Regions from separate parts of the Homo sapiens genome. Here region 1 is linked to region 2. A link is a contact called in ENCODE Hi-C or POLR2A ChIA-PET data. All regions are on one chromosome and are shown on one strand. Each heading gives the region's core, a stretch centred on a gene start or an enhancer-like site at or near the end of the contact. The rest is flanking DNA. Distances are from core to core; before and after follow the strand shown. Region 1 holds the start of EPHA2-AS1 (EPHA2 antisense RNA 1). Region 2 holds the start of HSPB7 (heat shock protein family B (small) member 7).

Region 1 (6,627 bases), core at 233-2,732, 140 kb after region 2:
AGTATAGCCTAGGGGTGAGGGGGCAAGAAAGAAGTCTGAAGCAGCCTGGGGGTAGGTGAAAAAGGCACCTGTGTCCTCCTGCCTGCCCCCTAAGCCACCCCCAGGCAGACCCACCACATACAGCCTGATTCCCAGGAACTGAAACCAGCAGCTGCCAGCTAGGCCATCATGCCCACCCCCACCTAGGCACACTTCTCTAGGGACTCTTTCACGGGGACTCAGAGTCGAAGCAAAAATGTACCCCCACCCCAGTGCAATACACAAGCCTTTCCCCCTGCATCCCATGGGGTGTGGGGGTGGGGTTTAATCACACAGGCTGGGGAGAGGTGGACACAGGGGACAAGGACAAGGCAGCTCCAGGCTTCCAGGCCAGCTTGGGGACTGCAGCAGCAAAGCACCCGCCTAATCCCCCACCCCCCCATGGGCAGCCGAGGAGAAAGGCCTATAGTGATTCCAGCTGTCTCTCCCCTTCTCTCCAACCACAGTCCCCCAGGAAGGGGGAGGACCAAACGTTGGTGGGGCGGATATTGAGGGTGGCAGAAATCCTTGCCATGAGCTCCTGCAACCAGAAGTCCCGGTTGAGACCCCAACCCGGGCCCTGTCACTCCAGAGACTGAGACAGGATGCCACCCCCAACACCTGCCACTGCCCAACGGCTCCAGATCCGGCCTCTTTTCCTCCCAACACAGAACAGCAAAACCTCCAAACCCAGTTTGGGAGGCAGAAAAAGAAGGAAACAGGCCGGGGGTGGTGGCTCATGCCTGTAATCGCAGCACTTTGGGAGGCCGCGGCGGGTGGATCACCTGAGGTCAGGAGTTCAGAATCAGCCTGGCCAACATGGTGAAACCTCGTCTCCACTAAAAGATGCAAAAATTAGACGCGCCTGGTGGCGGGCACCTGTAATCCCAGCTACTAGGGAGGCTTGAGACAGGAGAATAGCTTGAACCCGGGAGGCAGAGGTTGCAGTGAGCCGAGATTGCGCCATTGCACTCCAGTCTGGGCAACAAGTGCGAAACTCCGTCTCAAAAAAAAAAAAAAAAAAAAAAAAGAAGGAAACTTCTCACCGGCCCAAGTTTCCTCCCGGCTTCCCCCTTGTGGAGCCTGCGGAAACCTCGCTCTGCCCAGGCAGGAGGGGAAGCCTTGCCCTCACTGTTGGAAATTGAAGCTGGCCTGGGCTGGGTGGACAGGAAGGTCTTCGGCCAGGGCAGGAGCCCCCATCCTCGCCCTGACCCTAGCGGAGGGACAACACCCCCACCACGCACCCGCTGCGCCATGAGCAAAGTCTGCGGCCCCTCACTCGGCGCGGCTCCGGGAACACTGGGGCGGGGGTGGGTGATTCAGTCCCCCACCCCCGGGTGTCCTGACTCCCTGGTGGCCCTGGGCTGACAGCTCCACACCTTGGGAGGCCGCACCCCCACCTGCCGCATTTCCTCGTTCTGAGTCACCCTTGCTCAGAACGCTTGACTTTGGGACTTCCTGTCCGCACTCGCGGCCCCTAACCTGCCCCGGGAGCCCGGGAGTGCGGCTTGGGAAGGAGGGAAAGGAGTGTGTGAGCAGGGATTGGCCCGAACCTATCTCCACGCTCTCCCCCGGGACTGGAGGTGAAGGGGGGCGTGGAGAAAATCTCAGGGAACAGGGGCTTCGACAGGGGGCTCCCGCCCGCCCGAGCCCCCTCCCCAAAATGCGAGGCCTGCACAGTATGCCTTCTCCGCAAAACCTCGGCAAGCGGGTTAGTGAATTCAGGTCACTAAGAAGCTGAGCCCGCGGAAAGCTGCCCAAACACCCCCTTCTCTAGGGGACTCCCCACGCCCCCCGCCGGGACGCGTTCCCGAAGTCGCCGCCTGGACTGCAACCGCGTGGCCTGCGCCGCGTCCTCTTCTCCGCAGCCTCCGAGGCCCGTGCGACCAAGCTGAAACCGCTTATTCTCCGGAGCCCCTATGACCCCGGGTGGGGGCCAGGGCTCGCCTCGATCGCAGCCCGTGCGCCCTCCGGACTCCAGTTCGCCGGGACTGGGCGACACCAGGTAGGTTCCAAAGTTGCGCGCGTCAAGGAGCGCCGGGCTCTAGGGGGCACTGGGGCCCGGGGGCCAGGGGTCCAGACGCCGCGCGCACTCACCTTCCTTGCCCTGCGCCGCCGCGGCCGCGGCCAGCGCACAGCCCCACAGCAGGGCGAAGCAGGCGCGGGCTGCCTGGAGCTCCATGCCGCGCTTCTCGCTCTCGGTCCGATCCCCCCGAGCCCGGCTCCCGCACACCCGCACGCCTGCACGCCGGCCTCGGTGTCCGCTCCCGCCCGCCGGCCTGCGCGCAACTTCTGCCCCTCCTGCCCCGAGTCCTTAATGGAAGTTGGGTGAGAACCGACTCCTGTTCATTCATGCCCTGCGTGACGTCACCAACGCCCGCCCTCAGGAATGTCTTTAAAGGGGCCGGGCTGGCACCCGGAGGAGAGGGAGGGGAAGTCCGGAGGGGTTTGGAGGAGGACCTTGGGGCCCTCTGGACTCGCGGGCTCCCCGCAGGCCTTCCAAAGTTTGAGCGTCTCAAAGCGCCAGCGCCCCTACGGATTAGCCCCCAGGGATCTCTGAGCCTGGTATCCTCGGTGGAAACGTTTAATGGTTTTGCGCTGAGCCATACCCATTCTGCCCTTCACCTCTGAGACTGAGCTCAATGCGACTGAGCTCAACGCTGGCCTGAAGGTCTGAGCTGAAATGGATTGGGGGTCCAATAAGCAGTTGCCTCCTAAGCAGCAGGCCTGAGAGAGTGGCCCAGAAATAGACCTGGATGCCCTCCTTCCTAAAACCCTTGAAGAGTATATCAAGCTGCTGATGGTCAAAAAGAGTATCTCTGTTCAGAAGCCTATAAGCCTACTATGATCTGAGAATAGGTTCATTTCCTCTGGGAATGGATCAGACATGCACTATCTTATTTATTAATAATTCTCATCTGGGAGGCAGGGGTCATCATCCCCATGTTACAGAAGAGGAGACTGAGGCTCCAAGAGCAGAAACAACATGCCCAAAGGGTGCACAGCTCACGGGTAGTAGAAGCAGGATTTGAATCCTGGTGGTCTCTGCTTGAACCACTGCTTCTTTTTGGGGAAGGGGGCAAGGGGCACCCCTGGCCCCCGACCCTGGCATGGGTTGATAGGTTTTGACAGTTTGGAGGACACCTGCCTACCACCTGCCCCTTGATAAGGCCTCTTCACAAAACTTCCTCAGACATGAGCTCATCTCCCTTCCTGACAGAAGCGGCTAGTGTGAGTGAAACAAACGGGAAATTTGCTCTGGCCCGCCTGCCCAGCCACCCACGGCTGCCTGTTGGCCAATCACCATTTGACCAGTCCAGGAAGAGCAACTGTGGCAGGCCTGATTTCCTGGGAGGCCCCAGACTCCCTTTGCCTACCTCTTCCTCTCTGACCCCATCCTCGCTTTGATGCCCGGGACCTGCTACCCAGGTACGTGGGTCTTCTCTGCCGGATGTGGACATCTTGGCCTCTCGCCTTGGTGCCTACTCTTGGGAAGCGGGTCCAGACATCTCTCCTGCAGGAAGAGAGGAAGGGTTAATTACAGGCGTTGGGGATAATTAAAGCCTTTGACCAAGAGGATGGGAGGAGAGCCTTGGTCCTCTGAGAGCCTGTGAGTGTGCAAGTGCCTGTGAGAATAAGTGCATGTGTATGAGGGTGTGAGATTTTGTTGAATGTGCATTCGTGTGTATAGACATGAGAGTGTTGATGTATGTATGACTGTGTGTGAGTGTGTGTATGGACATAAGTGTTGTATGTGACTGGGCAGGGTGGCTCAGGCCTGTAATTCCAGCACTTTGGGAGGCCGAGGCAGGCAGATCATTTGAGGTCAGGAGCTCCAGACATGCCTGGCCAACATGGTGAAACCCCGTCTCTACTAAAAATACAAAAAAATTAGCTGGGCGTGGTGCCACTCACCTGTAATCCCATCTACTAAGGAGGCTAAGGCAGGAGAATCACTTGAACCCCAGAGGCAGAGATTGCAGTGAGCCGAGATTGCGCCACTCACTGCACTCCAGCCTGGGCCAGCAAGACTCTGTCTCAAAAAAAAAAAGAAAAAAGTGTTGGTATATGTGTGTATAAGTGTGTGTGCATGGGCATGAGAGGATTTGGGTATGAGTGTGTGTCTGTGTGTGTTTTTGTGGATTGTGTGGATGTGTCTAGATGTGTGTATGAGTGTGCATGTGGGTGTGAGAGATTTGTGTATGAGTGCATGTGAGTGTGGATTTGTGTATGCATGTATTTGTGAGTGTGCCATACTTCACAGTAGATGTGGAGTCAGCCCATGAGTTTCTGAACAAGTTATTTCACTTTTCTGAGCCTCAGTTTGCTCCTGGAAAGATGTAAAGCCTATTTAGGAGAGTTACTGTAAAGATCAAATAAAGTCATGCATGTAAACCACAGGGGCCAGGACTACAGAAAGCACGCATGAAATCTCAGCTGTTACTGGGTTACATGCGGTTCAGCAACAGGAAGCCACATCCGTGGAGAGCAGGGCATGTGTTGTGCCCAGGGCTCTGTGGACAGGCACATGGGGTGTGTGGATGAGTGTGAGCATGTGTGTAGTACGTGGTTTGGATAAGTGTTTTGCATGTTGTATTGGAGCCTCTGGGCTAGGGACACTGGCGTGTGTAAGACTCCATGTGAGTTGTGTGGAAGCCACTGCTTGTACATGTGTGTTACATGCCACTTGCAGGCTCCATCTGTCAGATGTGTCACTAGAGGACACACTGCAGGAGGACAGGGATGTTTGTAGAAAACAGACAGTGCCTGGGCCAGGCGCGGTGGCTCACGCCTGTAATCCCAGCACTTTGGGAGGCCGAGGCAGATAGATCACTTGAGGTCAGGAGTTTGAGACCAAGCTTGTCATCATGGTGAAACCCCGTCTCTACTAAAAATACAAAAATTAGCCGGGCGTGGTGGCGCATGCCCGTAATCCCAGCTGCTCGAGTTGGAGGCAGGAAAGTCGCTTGAACCCAGGAGGTGGAGGTTGCAGTGAGCCGAGACCGCGGCACTGCACTCCAGCCTGGGTGACAGAGCGAGAGCCAAAAACAAAAAAAGAAAACAGACAGTGCCTGATACATACTAGATATTCAGCAAGCCTCCGCTGAATGAATGAACTAATGAGTGAATGACAGTGTTGCGAGTTCTGTGTTGCGTGAAAGTCTCTGTGTGTAGTGTTGGTTGGTCCTTCTGGTGGCAAGTGTGGGTTTCCATGTGTGGCCTCAAAAGGTTGAATCCAAGCACACACACGGCAGGGGTGCAGGCAGGCCCTGATGGCTGTGGGGCGTGTGCCCAGCAGTATGTGCACAAGTTGGGGGCTGAGAGCATAGGGCAGGGTGTTGCTCATCTGCAGCATGTGACGTGAACAGAGGCCTATGGAAAGGAGTGGTATGTCAGGTGGTGGCAAGAGGGTGTTCCACCTGGCTTTTCCCTGGCTTTTAGTCACCCATTTAATGACACACCCTTCCCTCTTTTCCTGTCCGACTCAGAGTCTTTCCCGCTCTAGGTGACTGGGTGCTAAGGAGGAAAGTTCTTCAGTGAGTCTTATAAAGCGGCACCAAAACGCGGTATTTATAGTGACATAATCAGCCCTAATGGAGATGGAATTACCCCATAAAGGCCCCAAGGAGCCCTCAGGGCCTCAGCGCCACTGCAGCAGACAAGGCTCCTGTACAGGCAGGTGGAGCCCGAGTGAGTGTGTGTTTGTGTGTGACTGCCTCTCCTGCCAATCCCTGCCTCCGGCCCACCAGCCTGCTTAGGGGCCCACCTTTGCTAGGACTTAGCTGGGGCTGGGTACTGGGGGCAAGGAGATGACAAAGGTGAATGCTGAAGCCATGGCCTCACTTACCCCACCTTTGATCTGTGCCTGCCTTTGGCCAAGAGCATCAGAAAAAAAATAATGCGGCCTGGGCAATACAGTGAGACCCCATCTCTACAAAAGAAAAAAGAAAAAAAATTAGCTGGGCATGGTGGTGAGCACCCGTGGCCTCAGCTACTCGGGCGGCTGAGGAAGGAGGATTGCTTGAGCCTAGGAGGTCAAGGCTGCAATGAGCCGTGATTGCACCACTGCACTCCAGCCTAGGCAACCAAGTGAGACCCTGTTTCAAAACAAAATTTTTTTAAAAAAAGAAAAGCAAAGAAAAAAACTGTAGCCAATACTTATGAAGCACTACTATGTGCCGGGCCCAGTTCTAGGCACTTATCTGTACTGATCCACTTAGTTCTCATGACACCTTCAGGGAGGTGGCCACTGCTCCTGCCCACATTTTGCAGAAGAGCAAATTTGGAAGTAAAATTTGGAGCTGGCATTCTGGCCCAGACAGGCTAGATCCAGCGCGCACTCTCATGGGTACCTGCCTCAACCATTGCCTCTGAATTCCACTGAACCTGGAGAGCAGTGCCCCGTCCTGGAATGTGCCAACTCTCCGCAGCTGGGATCTTTAAGGTCAGTCTAATTACTACCTCTTGGGTGAAACCCCCAGGGATCAGGCCCCCCCTAGAGCCCCAGGGGCCTCCATGCTACATGCCTACCAGCACCCTGCTCTCAACCAACTGAACTCTTTTTTGTTTTTCAAAGCCTCTGAACTATCTTCTCAACTAGACTGTAAA
Region 2 (5,759 bases), core at 911-3,410:
AGGTGCCGAGGGGCTGCCCAGGGTGGTGATGGCCACAGGCCAAAGGCTCTGCAGGGACAGCGCAGGGGTGCTTCGCAGAGCTCCAGTAGCTCCAAGGAACAGGCCAGGGACATGGGGAAGAGGTGGGGCTTGGAGAGAGAGGAGGCTCCGTGGCAGTGGCTCCGAATCTGGGGCTCCTGGGGAACGTGGAGGTGACAGAGGAGAGCCGTGCCTTCCTGGATCCCCGGGCACATTGGGCATCTGCCCGCCAGGGCTGAGCGCCGGCCCCTCCCCCGCAACTCAGCCAGCACATAGTGTCCAGGGGAGTTTGGGGCGGCTGAGTCACTGTTGGGGGTGGCAGGGCTGGCACATGCTGCCTGTGGGTTTTGGTGCCCCCAGTCCATGGCATCCCTGGCAGGGACGCCCAGAAATCCACCCTTGAATGTGGAGGGGAAGAAGCCAGTCCTTGGGGGCTTAGGAGGAGGCTTGGGTCAGGTCCTCTCCTCTCTCCTGGCAGCCGTGGCTGTCCCTGGGCAACGCCCCTGTTCAGGCCTGGCCATACCCTCTCCAGGGTGGAGGCCCCAGTGCCTCCTAGAAGTTCGGACTCAGACACGCTAGAGACCCAGTGACCCTGAGACCTGTGGGCGGGCGCTGTGTGTGGTTTGGAGTGTGTGTGACCCGAAACTGCAGGGCCCCTGCCCAGCCTCGGGCCTAATTTAGGGGTCCCAAGATGGGGGATGGGTCTCCAGCTGTGGGAGGGAAGAGGGCTTGAGGTGGGTCACATGGAGAAACCCCTCCCCCCACTGCCCAGGTGAGTTCCCCACCTACCCGCATCCGCCCCCCTATAGCTACCAGAGGAGCTGTCCTCACTCTGCCATCACCATCTCACACCTGTCATCTCCCACCCTCAAGCCCCACCCCCTCAGGCTCCCTCTGCCCACATCCCTCCATCCCTCTCCCATTCCTCGGAGGCTCCCTCAGCTGCTCAGGCCCTGGAAGAAAGGATCTGGGAACCTCGGTGCAAAGAGAGGCAGTGAGGGGGCCCCATGGCCATGGGTTGCAGGGACAAGGCCTTCAGTTAGCCCTGGGGGAGTTTGGGTGGGGAAGGGACACTGGCCAGGGTCTGGGGTCCCAGGATGGTAAGGGGGAGTAGGAGACATTGGAGGCAGGAGCAGAATTTGGGATGCGGTGAGTAGGGGGTGGGGGGCTCACCTTCTCAGCCCGCACCTCGATGTGGTTGTTGGAGGTGGTGACAATGATGTCTTCAGGTGAGAAGTCTCTCACGTCCACCGCAAACTCATAGGCGTCTCCTAGGGTCTTGATGTTGCCTGCCCCACCGGGGCGGGCTGTGGGATGGGCTGCTGTGAGCGAGGCATGGAGCAGGCCTTGCATGCAGATCCGGGGGTTCTGGCTCCTTCTCTTGGGGCAAGGGGCGGCTCCCCCAGGCCCTACCTCCCCCCTAGCTGTTTCTCCCTAAGCTCCTCCTCATTCCTACAGCCCACCTTTTCTGGGGTGGGGGTGGGGCCTCACCCAGCACAGTGTGTGTGTATATGAGGCTAGGTCTGTAACAACCCCACCCCAGGCCTGGAGCCTGGGGGCTGCCCCCCACCGCTCACCCATCCAGCCCTCCAGGGCTCCAGCTGGGATTGGCTGTGGTTACAGAGCATGGGTGGCCATGGAACCATGTCCAACCCCCAGGGCCACAACTGTTCCTTAGAGGCCCACCTGTTTTCATGGCCACATCTGTCCCTGTGGCCACATCTGTCTTGGTGGCCACACATGGCTGCAGGCTGTGCAGCACCTGTTCCAGGCCGACCGGCAGCCACAGCGCCTTCGGTGGCGCCCTGGAGCAGACGTCCCCTCCCTGTGCACCTCCCCTCCCCTCAGGGCCCGGATCACTTGCCTGGGAAGGCCAGGGGCTCCGAGTGGGGCCGCATGAAGCTGCCAAAGTCATCGGAAAACATGCTCAGGGCCTTCTCCATGGGCGGGTCCTGGGCCGGGAGAGCACGGGAGGCCGAGGAGGAGGTGGAAGAGGAGGAGGAAGAGGAAGAGGAATGGAAACTTCTCTCCGCTCGGAAGGTGGAAGAGGTTCTGTGGCTCATCCACGGACGGCGCCGGGCCCTGCCCAGGCGGGCGAGGGCTGGACAGGAGAGGGTGTGGGCGCAGGCCTCTGGGCGAGCGTGCCAGGCTCCGACTGCGGCCGCTTTATAAGGCCGACTGTCCCTGGGCTTGGGGCCAGCCCCTTGTCTACTAGCTAAATTTAGGCCTCTCCATGGCCCAGAGGGGGCTGGAAATCTTCTCCCGTGCGCCGGCCCTGCTGACAGCCCGACACGCAGGCCGAGAGGGCTGAGCTCACAGCCTGACATTCCAGGCTGATCACAGCAGCCCCAGGGGCCTCCTCACCACTGCACAGGGCTGGATCCTGTCTCCTTGCCACTCGGACCTCGGTGCCTGCCCCAGAACCTTGCAAGTTTGGGGTTTATTGTGTGTTTTGTTTCCCCCGTCAGCCTGGGGGCTCCTGAGGACTGTGCCTCCCCTCCAGACTCTGGTTCTCCTCCACGGCTGTACCTCCTCCATCAGTGTGCAGGCTCCTTGGGGACAGGGTAGGTGGAAGCACCACCGCTCTGTGACGTCAGGAGCTCCTTCCCTCAAGGCAGACAACCTTCACAGCCCATCTCTAAGGAAAGGTTGAGCCCTGCCAGGGGGTGTAAAATGTGCAGCTGTCCCCTGCCAGCCCCCATGGGGACCTGGATTCTGTGCCTGCACTCCCTCTGACTCTCAGAACATTCAGCAGCCCCAAGAGGACAAAGTTGGCAGCTTTCTCCTTAAAGGTCTAGAAGGTTGTGTTCCCGGCAACTGTCTGCTCCATCTCTGTGTCAGAGGTGATGCCTGCGAGCGCCTTAGGTGGGATTTCAGTCAGAGGTAAAAGAGAATTCCGGAAGACAATTATTCTAGCCCTGAGTTCTAGAATGCCTTCTGGGCATGGGCTCCTGGCTGCAAGCTGTCCAGCACGGCCCCGTTTGATCCCCACACAGCTGGGAGGGTGGAGGGGCTCTTCCCATGTTACGGACGGGGAAGCGAAGCCTCTTGGAAAGGGCGGGGCTCGCAGTTGCGTAAGTGGCAGAGCTGGGATTCGAACCTAGATGTGTTGGACCCAAAGCCCTTCAGAGGCCGAGGTGGTTTGAACATGTGCCTATGGAGACAGGCTGGCCCGGAAGAGCCAGAGAAGCCCCTCCCTACCCACCTGCTTGCTCAGCAAAGCTGGGACTGACCTTGCCCTGGGCCAGGGTGGAGGCCATTCTGAGAGGCGGCCAGGCCCTCTGCTCTGCCCAGGTTGCAGTTAAGGGCCTCTGCTGTCCTCTCCAAATCCGTCCCTTCCGTCCCAGATCAGCTCCAATGCCTCCTCCCCCAGGGAGGCCTCTCTGACTGCTCCTGCTCACATGGGCCCACACCCAGTCCAGATGCCCCCAGCACTGACTGTCTTTGTCCTCCCACAGCACCTGGCAGTGTGACATAGTCTTCCTGTGTGCTGTGACTCTCTGCTGTGTCCCTTCTTCCCTATCCAACTGGCAGTTCCCACGGGGGCGAGGGTTCACCTGTCTCCCCATTAGATTGAAGGTTCTTGAAGACGGGCAGTTTCTCTTTTGTCTGAGCCCCCTACAACCCAGTCTGGAGCTTCATCCTGGAGAGCTCCTTCTACAGGGGTATTAGCGGTGCTGGTGGTATGTGGAGTGGAAGCAGAGCAGGGCACAGGGCACAGCGGCGGGCCAGGCTGTTGCCTGGAGCAACAGGGCCTGTTGCCTCTGGCAGAGTTTCCTGCCCGTGTCGGGGCCTGTGACACCCAGCCTGGCTGAGGGGTTTCTAGGGCAGCTGGGAAGCCACCAGCACTGAGGTGAGATGGAGAGAGGGTGGGGCGGGGTGGGGGGCCCAGAGCCTGCCGCTCGCCAGGGAAACAGGAGCCGGTGGCTAAATGCAGACACACTGTCATGGTGCTGAGGGCCTGAGTCACTGCCCCTGGATGTCAGATCCCGTTACCCACCCCCGCCCACCATTCCTCCTCCCCTTTTTCCCCCTTCCCGAGGCATCACCCACACAAATACTGGATCCTCTGGCTTCACTGACCCAGAGGGACCTCAAAAGGTCATCAAGGACATTCCCCTGCCTCTACCTTCAGATCACAGAGACAGAAGGAGCTACAAAGATGATGCAGTCCTTTGAATCCCAGTCACCCAGGAGAGCTTTTCACAAACACAGACCCTTTCCTTGGACCCCAGGATTTTGATTTGGGATCTGGGGAAGGGACCTCACATCTCTTCCCATCAGCTCCCCACACAGCCAGCTCATAGGCCAGTGATGAAGCCCTCATCACTCAGTAGGTATTCATTGAAACCTTGCTATAAATAGGTGCTGGGCACTGTTCTAGGCTCTGAAGGACTCAGAGATGAATAAGGCAGAGACAGGCCCCTGCTTCCAGGCTCACCTCATCATACAGAAGAGGAAACTGAGGCTCTAGTTGATGAAAGAGTTAGGGTCAGCAGAGCTGTGCTGGCTTCAAACCGGTCATCCTGCTGAGCCACCCTGGCTGCCCTCTTCTCAGCCTCCTGGTGCACACAGGGCTGGGGGGTGAGGGTAGATGTGGACGTGCAGTGCTGGCTGTGGGACAGTAGCCAGCAGCTGCCCCAGACCAGACACTGGAAATCGGGATGTTGACAGGGCAGCCAGTTCTGGTGCTGTGCAGAGTCAACAGGTCGGGGTGGCCAAGGTGAAGGTGGGCTCGAGTCCATACAGAGCGGCAACTCCCATCCCACCTCCCACAACACACATCTTTGATTTTGATTTGACTTGCCTGGCATCTAGGGGCAAAGGGTGGCCCAGGGTCCCAGATTTTAACAATCATCCAAGGGCTATCATAAGCTTCAGAGGGTGGCTTTGTCTGGGTGGGAGTGGAGGCAATTGTCCCCAACCTCTTGCCCAAAAGTGGCATCAGACACAACTCTTCTGTTCTGTGCCCAAACCATTGCCCTGGTTCAGCCTCAGGAGCTGGAGGAGCTTTGGGCAGGGGAAGAGCTGCACAGTGTGGGGCTGGGTTCAGCCTCTGCTGTGTGACCTTGGATGAGTGACTCACCTCTCTGACCATCTACAAAATGGCGAGGCTCTCCCCATTCACAGGGTGTGGGAAGGAGGACTTGAGCTGCAGATGTGACGCTCCTGACACGTCGCAGGCACACGGCAGGTGCTTGTTCCTCGCCATGTCCCCTCACACCTGTGCTGCCATCCTCTGTTGGGGTGGGACAAACTCTGTGGAATTACCCAGAAGTCCCCACCAGAGCCGCTGGCCCTTGGACGTGTGCTTTGAGAAGCATTTCCTGAGCCTGGAGGGTCTGGACACAGGATCAAGTCCGAGTTCCTGACCCCAATTCACTGCCTTGCCCCAGGTGTCGGCCTCCTCGCCAGCCCTGGACAAGATGGGTCATCAGGATGGGACCGTGTGGCACAGCCTGCGGGCTTTGGAGCCAGGCAAACCTGGGCTGGGAATCCTGGCTCTGCCTCGGCCTCCGTGATCTTAGACAGGCAGCCCCAGCTCCCTGAGACACCATTTCTCTACAACGGGATCACGCTGCCTGCCTCGTGGGATTTCCGTGGGCACTCAGGGTAATTAATCTGGGAGAAGGCTGACTCTCTACCTGACACACAGGGAGGCTGTGGTCATGCTGGCCCCACTCACCATTGCCCCCCTGCCTTCTCCTTCCCTTCCCAGCCTCCTCCCCTCTCCCTCTGTG

The links. Hi-C counts contacts between places; a loop is a spot of excess contacts on that map. ChIA-PET counts read pairs that join two places held with the same protein, here RNA polymerase II (POLR2A). Pooled maps may share reads with other maps.
Region 1: a loop to region 2 is called in a pooled map, with 6 times the contacts of the local background. The contact joins the promoter of EPHA2-AS1 here to the promoter of HSPB7 in region 2. A Hi-C loop is called at or near these places in 3 of 168 maps with a recorded cell type or tissue (ascending aorta, cardiac septum and chondrocyte) and 6 of 50 pooled maps. POLR2A ChIA-PET finds 5 or more read pairs at or near these places in 1 of 52 experiments (H1).

The regions. Positions count from the first base shown.
Region 1 is chr1:16,153,733-16,160,359 of GRCh38, forward strand. EPHA2-AS1 (EPHA2 antisense RNA 1) reads left to right here and starts at 1,483. Exons shown (of 3, transcript NR_187275.1): 1 at 1,483-2,023; 2 at 3,239-3,447. It overlaps EPHA2 (EPH receptor A2), which reads right to left and starts at 2,337. Exons shown (of 17, transcript NM_004431.5): 1 at 2,116-2,337. The coding sequence starts at 2,200.
Region 2 is chr1:16,015,883-16,021,641 of GRCh38, forward strand. It overlaps HSPB7 (heat shock protein family B (small) member 7), which reads right to left and starts at 2,161. Exons shown (of 3, transcript NM_014424.5): 1 at 1,883-2,161; 2 at 1,192-1,325. The coding sequence starts at 2,081. RefSeq lists enhancers at 963-1,709, 1,710-2,454.